Regions from separate parts of the Mus musculus genome. Here region 2 is linked to region 1. A link is a contact called in ENCODE Hi-C or POLR2A ChIA-PET data. All regions are on one chromosome and are shown on one strand. The core of a region is the stretch at or near the end of the contact, and the rest is flanking DNA. Distances in the headings are between cores, read along the strand shown.

Region 1 (5,507 bases), core at 1,947-4,446:
CTCCAAGTCCGAGTACTGCTTCTGATGGGTGGGTACCTGTTAGGGAGCATGCTTTTGGGGAGAGGTTGAGGCCTCTTTCCCTATCCAGTACTCTGACTTTGCTAGAATAACCCCTTAAGCTCCATAACCTTTTTCTTTTCTTAGATGCCAAAAGCAGAAACTCCCCGAGGTCCAACCTGAAATTCCGCTTTGATAAACTCAGCCATGCTAGCTCCAGTGCGGTAAGGATGGTGTGGGCATCTAAGGAAGGGCCCTATGAGCCCTACACCCCACATTCCAGCACCCCTCCTAGCCAGACTTTTTCCAGAGAGAGAGAACACCTAGAGAGTGCCCATGGGGTGTGTGTGGGGGTGTCTCCTGAAGCAGGCAGAGATGCGTGCTCTGCCAGATCTGGGGGTGACGGTTTCTGTCCTTACTTGGTGCAGACCAGGCTGGGAGCTCTCCAGCCACCTTTGCCACTCCATCCTACAGTAGCGCCTCATTCTTGCACACAGCCATCCCCAGAGGTGAGATGGGTTCTGCTGGCCCCTGGAAGCCCAAGTCCCTTCCTGAACTCTGATTGCCAAGAGCCAAGTGCACCAAAGCTGCAGGTGGAGGCCGTTGTCTGGTGGTTTGAAAAAAAAAATCTTGTGTGTTTCTTATACAGGGTCACTAATGTGAAAGTGAAGACCTTCCCTTATCCAAGGTGAGTGTCTTACTGTGGCCATGAGAGGGGACTATTCCCTTGAGGTCAGAGTGTCTATGGCTTTATGGCCTGAGAATGGCCAGAGAAAGTCAGCTGAGGAACATGGAGGACTACTGTTGATGGACATCTCCAGGCCTTTGTGGGGGGCGGGGCTGAGAACAGTGGCCAGGAAGGGTTGTCCAGTGTTATTGTGGTAGACCCCCACACTAGATGGAGCTGGTTGTAGTAGTTAGGAGGGGAAGTAGCGGAAGAGTTCACTTGTTTCCCTGGGAGGAATTCCCCGTTTACCCCTTCCTTTCCCCGTTACAGTCAGTCTCTCTCCTTGTATTTTGGCCAAGGCTCCAGGCTGGTATCTGTCTTCCCCAATATGACATGAGATGCCCCTACCCAAGCGTTGTTTTGAGGGACAACCCCAGGGTGGTCTCTGTTCCTGTCATGATATACCAGTGAACTCCTGAAAGTGAGGTCACCTGAGACCCATTGGCCCCACCTGCTCAGTGAGGTCTCCCTGGAGTGTGAGTGAGTTGGGACCAAGAGGGAGGGTAGAGTTAAGCTCACTTTATGTTTAACCCATGTCTGAGAAAACAGAAGAGGAAACGGGAGTGTGATGTTGGCCTCCACTACCTGTGTGGGACTGTGGATGCTTCTGGTGTACAATGCTTACACACGGCTTCTGGGACTGAGTCCAGGCCCCTTACACTTGGCAGCCTCCTTGCCCTGAGTGGCTTCCCTACTTTGGCTCCAGTGTGTTTTCATCTCTCTTTGACCTAATGCTTGTTCTCCATCCCCCCTTCCTTATCTTCCCAGGGAAGTGTGGATTCTGGCCTACAGAAGGCTCCTAATTCCAGCAGTTTGGGGGTGCCATCCACTACTCTGACCGTTTAGGCCTGCTGTCTCACTGGCCACCTGCCCAGCGCACCAGCTGTCTGTTCCACGTCCTGACCTGGCCATGACCTTGCCAGATCCTTCTCCAGACCTGAAAGCCCCAACCTGTGCTTCTGACCTCCTGATGTGACCGGCTATCTGAGTCAACTAGCATCTTGTTTTACATGCAGGAAAAGATCTGGGCAAGGGGGACTCTGAGTCCCAGGGGGCTCAGCGAGAAGCTAGGGAGCTCGTCTGCCCCAGGGACAGAGAGGGTTGTGTGGTGGGGAGCAGAGGTAACTGCAGAATGGTGGGTGGGTACTGTCTGTCTTGGGTCGCAGTGCAGTGCCTTCCTGGACTGCTTTTCCAGGAATATCCCAGTATCCTCTGGGTTGAATCTTACTGTATTTCCGACACATCTGCCAGCCCAGGCCTAGGGAGCTCTGTCACTTCTGCCAGGGCCCCCTCAAGAGGCTCAGGCTGGTGGACGCTCCCAGTCAGAGCTAGGTGTTCTAGAACCCGGCTGCATGCTCCCTTGACTGTAGTCTCAAGGTTTTTTCCTTTCTAATTCTACACAAGCTGCTGATTATCTATGTGGTTGGAGGAGCCCTGGTAGTGGGCATCCAGGAGTGTGGAGTCCAAGGTGAACACAAGGCCAGTGCAGGAGCCTCTGGGTGAGAAGGCTCATTAGGGGTTCAGGTCTCCACTTGTGTGAGAATTTGGAAAAGACATAGTTTAAGCCATGTCTTAGGTGAGAGAGGGGGGAGATGTAGTGGAGAGTGTCTTGGCAGTTTTTGGTCAGCCAAGTGTGTGGTGGTTGAATTTAGTGTTGGAATCAATACAGTGTTCTTCCACCTCTGAGGTCCTGTTACCCGTGAGGGGACCAGTACTGCCCAGGGACTGATTCTAGGCTCAGTCCCCTAGTCTTCATCCTTCCATCTCCAACTGCAGGTTTTTAGGCCATTGTCCCATCTTCAGGGCCCCTGGAAGCCCAGACCCCACGAGCCTGCGCTTTAAGCCACAGGCCATCTGTACTCCTTGTCATGGCTGCCTTCTCTGGGTGAGCCAGCCCATCCTGAAGACTGAGAAGCTGTCTTTGGCTCCTCAGTCTTCCAGGTTTGCAGGAAGGTTCTGCTGCTGGGTGTAGAATAGAGCATCCAACAGGCTAAACGCTGGCTCTACACAGCAGGCACTTGAAGATCCCACCTCATTAAGTACACATGGGTCTGTGGCACAGGGCTGCTTGGTTCTGGGCTCCTGTGTCATCGAGCAGATGACAAGAATTTCCAACCAAGTGCTTTGCCTGCAGAGGCTCCTATTCCCAAGCCAAAGTACAGAAGGGTGGAACAGCCTTTGGGGCTGGTATAGTAACTGTTTCTGCTGCCTTTGTCATCTGAGCACAGTTTTGGTCCTTCATCCCCCACGCACTTGCGTGCAGCCAGGGGAGGGGGAGCTCATCCCTCACTCCACTTAGGAAACCTGCTTACGTGAAATACTAGTCTGGTAAGATTTGTTCTAGTTAGAAGGTCAACAGAATATCTGTTTATCTTTTATTAAAAGCCAGCGTAGCGGCAGCCGGGGCTGGAAGAAGGCGGGTGGATTCTGGCAGTGTTCTGCTGGCAGGTTTCTGCTTGAACTTGAAAGGTCAAACCGTGTTTTCTTTGAAACTATTACAGGACTCTGGCTCCCTTCTCTGTGTTGGGCAGTTTTCCCCACTTGGTGATTGTGCTATGTTGTATTGTGGTCTGGGGCTCTTCAGGGGCTTTCAGGTTGTCCCACGCTGTCTGGAAACCTTATAAGCCTCGTCCCCACTGCTTTGGCTACTCTGCCTGCAGGCATTACCTCTGGGCTGGATGACTGTGTGCTGAGGAACTGAGAGGCCCTGGCTGTGGTCCTCACCCTTGGTTTGCTGCTGAGGTACTCTGGGCAGGATATGAGATGCCCCTGCCCTCTGCTCATGCCTCTCTCTATCTAATAGGTCATCCTGTGGCTTCCAGAGTAGGTACCGCCAGCCCAGCTCAAGTTCTCTGCTTAACGGGAGTAGAATAATGGCAGGGCCCAGTCTCCTCTCAGCCCTCTGGGCTGGAGGCTGTTCCTCCACACTCTGATCCAGTCTTTCCTTTCATGGCTGTACCAAGTCTTAGGGCTCCGAGCCTTGCTGAGGCCCCTTCATGTGACTGAGCCTCTGTAGCCGATACTTCTGCTTGGATGTGGGGGGACATTTCCACTGTTACTTCCACAAGGGGTTCTCCTGGTCACAACTCTGGAAACTATATTTTGCAGGTGTTAATAGGCATCCAGATGCCCCCAGCTCTGTTGATACACTAAAGCAGATGTGGGAGGGCTCCAGATAGAAGGCCTTAGCCAGAGTTTCTCTCTCTGTGATAATGAATGTCAAATGGTGTTTCTTGGAAAACCATCTGGACTTCAGTTTTGTGGGCCCTTTTTGATACTCAAGCCTCCTAGGCCCTGTTTGCATCTCAACAGACCATGTCATCCTCCAGATGAACAGAAAGAACTTGCCTGAGGCCACACAGCCGCCTTGAGCCCGTTCCTGCATACCAACTGTACTTACTGTTGGCACAGCAAGCAGTTGCATTTCCTGGAGCCTGGGTTTTGAGGAAGCCTGGTAGCTGGGGTCTCTGCACTGGCGGGCAGGTGCTGAGGTCCGAGGTATTGATAGGGCCTCTGCCTCTGCTCTTTTCCAGCATGACAAGCTTCGATCAGTGAGGACCCGGGGGCTTGGGAAATGGAGGAGGAGGGATTGCAGTCAAGTGCTTCTTTGGGTTTTCAGTGACTGGGACAAAGTCATCTGGACAAAATGCATTAGCTACCCTTGACTTCTTTGTTCGAAATCAGGACAGAAGATGATAAAATGAACTAATTCTCTGATATATCTTTTCTTCCTCCCTCTCTCCATCCCTCCCTTCCTCATTTTTTGGTGGTGCTGGGAACGTCCCCAAGGCCTTGCTCATGCTGAGTGAGGGCTCTGCCGCTGAGTCTAGGCCCAGGCCTCTCCAGGTTTTAAAATGGAGATGGGTAATAAAAGCCCAGCTCAGGTGACCAGGCAGGGCACAGCCAGTGTCATTTTCTTTTCTTTGACCCTTTATGGTGCCAACTCAAACATCACCTTTTGTCCTTTGTTTCTTGGTCTGCAAAGACAGCTGTGTTGTGTGTACGTGTGTTGGGTCCTGGGGTTCCGATAGAACATATGGCTTCTGGGCCAGCAGCAACCAGGTTAGTTAGCCATACTCTGGAACCCCATGTTCCCTCCCCAGCTTCTAGTTACCCCTCAATCAAAGACAAAGACAGGTTGGCACAATGAACAAGGCTGATCCTGCCGCCCACTCGGTGGAGGGCTTCTGAGGCATCCTACGAAACTCTGGTGTCTGTTTTGCCACCAGCCGCTTGCCCACACCAATCCCGTGTCTCTTTGCAGCCAGGCTATGTGCTTCTTTGGATGCCCAGAGCCAAGGGCCGTCTGCAGTGAGTAGTAGCTGGGGCAGTGGCTTTGACCTGGGCCTTAACACCCCCAGCGGATAGTGCGCTTGGCTGCAAGACTGGAATCAGTTGCCATTGTCTTTGGTTCTGTGACATTTCCACTTGAAAGGGTGAAATTCCCCTTCCCACTCCTTAGCGTCTATGCCAACTTGTGATGTCCCCGCCTGATCTCCAGCTCCCAGGGTGCCGGGGTTGCCATGTGAAGAGATGCCCATGTGGTAGAACCTAAGAGGTGTAGTTTGAAAGTGACCCCTGTGACGATGACTTTTCTTTGCTTCCTCTCAGTGAGGGGGGTGATTTGTAGATCCTGACTGCCTATGTGATGTAAATAGTGTACATCTAATTTATTGCTATGGTAGCACATTGTATTTGTTAATGTATAAAACAAATTCTAAAAGGTTGAAAATGTATATTTTGTTGCTTAAATGTGTCTTTGCAGAAATTGACAATAAATAAC
Region 2 (5,301 bases), core at 66-2,565, 230 kb before region 1:
ATGAAGAAACAGGACCCCAGAGAGGTAAAGCCCTTTGCCGGACATGCACAACTGTGCTGACACCTAGGAGACACTTTGAGGCACTCACCCTGTAACACATAGCTCCTCAGAAGGCAGCCACACTTTACATCTGCTGGCTAAACCTCTTTTTTGTTGTTGTTTTTTGGATTCTACCTCTTGCTCTCCAGATAAACTCTCTCCCTGTACAGCCATGCCCTAGCTTCCTACACTCCACCCAGTTTCTGTCTCCTGAAATCTGACTTCTCCTTTGCATTTTAGAGCCTTCTTGCGGGCAGTTTGGACTCTGGGAATTCCTTGCAAGAAACAAACCACACAGCCAAGAGTGAAGCCGAGAGAATGAATTGAGTCTTACTGGGAATCACCAGGGCAAGTGAGTACACGTATTAAAAAATAATTACTCTGCCACCCCCTCTAAGTCCTTGGCTCTCCTGAGGACGAGTCTGGAACCAAGATCTGGCCTTTGACAAGTGTCTGGGACTCTGTCTGCAAGGTGGGGGCTGGTAGCAGAGACATTCTCTAAGGACCTGTGATCCTCCGCACTACAGAGTCCCTCCTCCCAGACACCCCTCAACTCTGGCTCCCCGCTCCACTGAAGATCCCACAACCCCAACCTCAGCATTGCTGAGGATTCAGGTACATGGGAGTGGGGTGTCGGGAAAAACTTGACCCACCTTTCAATCTTGATGCTCTGTAGTTTATGCCTCGAATTTGACACCCAGAACTAGGGGGTCTGCAGGGTGGGGGGCAGGGTTGAGGGTTATGGATACCACAGGGTATAGGGAAGAGAGGAACCAGCCAGGATACGAAGAGCAGGCAGAACGGTGCGAGTGGTGGTCTGGACTGCTTTGGACCCCCTGCCAATGCCGGGAAGGGCTCGGGTCTGGCGGCGGAGGACAACTTCTGCCAGCAGCCCGCGTCCTGCCCGCCTCTCGCGCGCTGCGGTGCCAGACCCCGCGCAGCCCTCCAGGCGGAGCCGGAGCTCAGGGGCTCTCTTCATCACCCTGATCACCCAGCCAGCGCCCACCCTCTACACCCACCGCCGGCCTGCTCACCTGCGGACCCGAGAGAGCCGCCGGGCCCGGCCCGGGCCTCGCTGGGTCTCTGGAAGAGCTCTTCTCCCGCGCTAGCTGCGCTCATGGATCCGCAGAGCGCGGCCCGGCTGCGGCGCCATCAACTGCTGCGAGGCTGTGGGGTGCGGACTCCAGGGCTCTGGGGGGCTCCGGGGCGCAGAGGTGGGGGGCCTAGGGCAGGCTTCGGGCGTAAACACCCAGCAACGTGACCGGAACTGGCGAACGAGCTGGAGGGGGCGGGGGGTGGGAGAGATAAGGGGGAAGGGAGGGACCTGGGGCGCTCGGGGAGGGGCCGTGGGCGGGGCGGGGGGAGGGGAGGCTGGGGCGGGGGAGGGGAACCCTGGGACCTCGGGGAGCCCCAGGATCCGGGCCTTCGCACCCCGCGAGCAGCAGAATCCTCGGATCCGGCCCTGGCTGGGAGCTGAGGAGGGAGCCCGAGACACCACAGACGACTAGGCGAGCAGGGACGCGGCGACCGATCAGCACCGCGGACAGCGCCCAGGCCCACAGGCCAGGATCCGCTCCGCCTCTCTAAGTGAGGCAGCGCCCGCTGCCTGCTGGGGTACCCACGAGCTGGGGTATTCGAGAGCTGCTGGATAGTCTGAAAATGTGTTCCTGGTAGAGGCAGCAGCAAAGCTGTGCCAGATGTCTCACTAGTTTTGTGACCTTGGGTGAATCACCTCACCTCTTATATGATGGTACCCAGAATCAAGAAAAGATCTTTTATAAATTCCAAAGTCCGTAAAAAGTATAAGGCGCATAAGGCACTATTGGTGTTGAGCCGGGTCTCTTCCTCCTCCTCCTCCTCCTCCTCCTCCTCCTCCTCCTCCTCCTCCTCCTCCTCCTCCTCCTCCTCCTTCTCCTCCTCCTCTTCCTTCTTCTCCTCCTCCTCCTTTTCCTTTCTTCTGTAAACAGATTTCTAGAGTTACTCTGCTCATCTTAGAGTTCTGGCACCATCAGCATCTTTCTCTTCTCTGGAGAGATGGTGGTGTATGGAGTGCACCATTGGGTTGTTGTGAGAATTAAATGAGTTAATACCTGTACAGTGCTCACTATAGTGTGGGGGCTCACTAGACACCTGTACACATGATGGTTGATGACAGGGGTTCAGGAGGCTCGGAGTTCCCAAAGGCAACACATTTCCAATCCTACCTTATCATGCTGAAGGGAGAGGTGGTCTTTAAGGACTCAGACCTAAAGTTTGGTCTGGAATACCTCACTCCATTACAAGCCAAATATTTACTTTCTTGTTGAGCCAAATTTCTACAAGGCCTTAATTTTGCTTTTAAACAAGGCGTTACTATGTGTGTAGCTAGCCGGGCGTGGTGGCGCACGCCTTTAATCCCAGCACTCGGGAGGCAGAGGCAGGCGGATTTCTGAGTTCAAGGCCAGCCTGGTCTACAGAGTGAGTTCCAGGACAGCCAGGGCTATACAGAGAAACCCTGTCTCGAAAAACCAAAAAAAACAAACAAACAAAAAAAAAACTATGTGTGTAGCTCTTGCTGGCCTGGAACTCTATTGCTTCATAGACCAGGCTGGCCTTGAATTCACAGAGATCCTCATGCCTGTTTCCTGAGTTCTGAGTATAAGGGTGTGCATTACCATCTCAAGATTATTTTCTCTTCTTCCTTCCTCTTCCTCTTCTTCTTTTAAATAAGGTGTCACTTAGTCCTAACTGGCCTTGAACTCATTTTGTAGCCTGGGCTGACCTTAAGCTCCAGATCCTCCTGTTTTAGCCTCCTGAGTGCTGGCATTACATGCATACACCACCACACTCAGCTCTCTTGTAAATCTCTTAGGCTTAAGTGGACTTGGGTGTCAATGAATAAAAACTTTAGCTTCTCATGGCAGAATTGAAAGTCTTAGCTGTTTTGACTGGCACTTTGTATTTAATAGGTGCTTGTGTTTTGTTCGAACCTCACATGATCTGTAGTTTGTAGCTCTGCTCTAGGCTGGTTTTCAGCATGCGTAAGTAATTTCTGGTTGGGAAGGCCAGTGGGTCCTGTTCTCAATTCCTTCCTGCCCTTACAGGACAGCATTCCTAAGCTGTGAGGGTCTCCTGTGGGGATACAGATTATGATAAACTAACTAATGCACTCAATTGTATGAGGTATCAGAACTTTAAAAAATGTTTTCCGTCTCCAAAAGACATGGTATGAAAGAATCTGAAACTCTGATATTAGCTATACTACCTCTAGCAGCTGAATAATTCTAGAAAATTCTAGAAAACTCTTAGCTTCTCTGAGCTCCCCCTTCTTCTCTTCCTTTTCCTCCTGTTCTTTTTGCTTGTTCATTTTGTTTTGTTTTTGAGACAGAGTCTGACCCAGAAGCTAAATTGTTCTTGAACTTGTGGTAATCTCGACTCAACTCTGGATTGCTGGAATTATAGGCATAAGCCACTGTACCCCCGAACCCTTAGAATCACACTTCTTCAATAAGCTGGGAAGGACAACATCTATCAACAGGATTCTCAAGCCAGGCGGTGGTGGCGTACACCTTTAATCCCAGCACTTGGGAGCCAGAGGCAGGTGAATTTCTGAGTTCGAGGCCAGCCTGGTCTACAGAGTGAGTTCCAGGATAGCCAGGGCTACACAGAGAAACCCTGTCTCCAAAATAAAAAACAAAACAAAACAACCCCCCCCCCCAATCTCAAAAAGTATCTCAAGGGATGGCTGGAGAAATGTCTCAGTGGTTAGGAGCACAGGCTGCTTTTCCAGAGGACCCTGGTTTAGCACCCACATGGCAGTTTACAATCATCTGTAACTCCAACTCCAGGGGATCTGATGCCTTCCTCTGGTATCCCCAGGCACCAGACATGCACATAGTGCGTAGACATTTGTACAGGTAAAACACGTATATGCTTAAAATAAAAATAAAAATATAAGGGGCTGGAAAATGGCTCAATGGTAAAGAGCACTGGCTGCTCATCCAGAGGTCCCAGGTTCAGTTCCCAGCACTTACACGGCAGCTCACAGCCATCTGTAACTCCAGTTTTAAGGAAACTGACACCCTCTTTTGGATATCACGGGCACCAGGCATGCAAGTGATACACAGACAGACAGACAGACAGACACTCTTGGGCAAAACACCTATACACATAAAATGAAATAAAAAACAGAAATTTCAAAATGTTGTGAGGTGAAGTTCAAATGTAGTGTGTGTGTGTGTGTGTGTGTGTGAGAGAGAGAGAGAGAGAGAGAGAGAGAGAATGAGAGAGAGAGAGAGATATGTGGAAAGGATTGCTATGACCAACTCCCAGATGTTCTCCTTGCCCTGGATAAAGATGAGTCCTGGGACTCTGGCTTTTAGCAGCTAAAGCAAACAGCCATAGGGACTTGTTTGAGTGGTAACCCTATTCCATCCAGGCTGCAACCATGAGACAAAATGTGTTGCTTACAGAGTCCTTGCATCTAACCAGGTTCAACCAGGACCCACTGGATATGAGAGTCCTCTACAGCTGCCCTATAGAAACTCACAACACATTTGCCTGCAAAGTCCTAAATAACATATAAGAGCACCCAAGCAATGAACAGCCCATCAAAGAAACTGAAGTCAGGAGCAGGAGACCACCATGAAAGAGCCAGGACCTGGGCTCTAGGGCTGGGTTTCTTAGAGCCGTTTCCTTGGAGGAGCTGTAGAACCCATCAGCTGCTACACAGTAATAGGAGCAAAGCTGTGTGCACAGCAGGGTGAGGTTGGAGGAGGCCTAGAGACATCGAGGAGGTCATTCTGCGATGACTGTGCCCACAGCAACAGTGACAACAATGAACATTTACAGAGCAATATGTGTGTGCCAGAGAATCTGTTAAATACTTAAAAATTTCCTGCTTTTGAAGTTAAGTTCATAGCAAAGTGAAAGAAAAAGCACACAGAAGTGTATAAGCCACCTTAGAATAGAAAGTATTCTGAGCGAGGCACTTTATCTATGCAGGTTCCTCTAAACTTTGGAAGATTCCTATGGCAAAGGCAATTCCTATCTGCAGATGGAGAAAAGGAATCTGAAAGGAGATTACCCAAAACATCACATTGGGGAAACAGCAGAGCCTGGGTTACAGCCCTAGTCCACCTAGTGGTAAGAAAGCTTAACCTGCAGCAGCAGCATCGGGCCTCCCGGAGATATGAACCCGGCTGTGGTTGAAAGCACCATAGTGGTGATGGGCAAAGTGTGCAAGGACTTGAATGCCTTCAGCTCTAACTTTCTTGAGTCTCT

The links. Hi-C counts contacts between places; a loop is a spot of excess contacts on that map. ChIA-PET counts read pairs that join two places held with the same protein, here RNA polymerase II (POLR2A).
Region 2: a loop to region 1 is called in a map of left cerebral cortex, with 3 times the contacts of the local background. The contact joins the promoter of Ccdc92b here to the enhancer-like site in region 1. A Hi-C loop is called at or near these places in 1 of 37 maps with a recorded cell type or tissue (left cerebral cortex). POLR2A ChIA-PET finds 5 or more read pairs at or near these places in 2 of 5 experiments (Patski and embryonic stem cell).

The regions. Positions count from the first base shown.
Region 1 is chr11:74,383,497-74,389,003 of GRCm38, reverse strand. Rap1gap2 (RAP1 GTPase activating protein 2) reads left to right here. Exons shown (of 25, transcript NM_001015046.3): 23 at 145-221; 24 at 647-685; 25 at 1,493-5,507. The coding sequence ends at 655. Among named protein-coding and RNA genes, the nearest start is that of Olfr412, 22 kb to the right of the region's middle. Within about 2 kb of position 3,196, at least 1 of the 3 ENCODE cell types and tissues checked has a DNase peak (open chromatin) inside an H3K27ac peak, as active enhancers do.
Region 2 is chr11:74,615,619-74,620,919 of GRCm38, reverse strand. Ccdc92b (coiled-coil domain containing 92B) reads right to left here and starts at 1,315. Exons shown (of 4, transcript NM_001013784.1): 1 at 1,074-1,315. The coding sequence starts at 1,158. Gm50590 (a long non-coding RNA gene) reads left to right here and starts at 61. Exons shown (of 3, transcript XR_001780261.2): 1 at 61-391; 2 at 512-654; 3 at 3,407-4,285.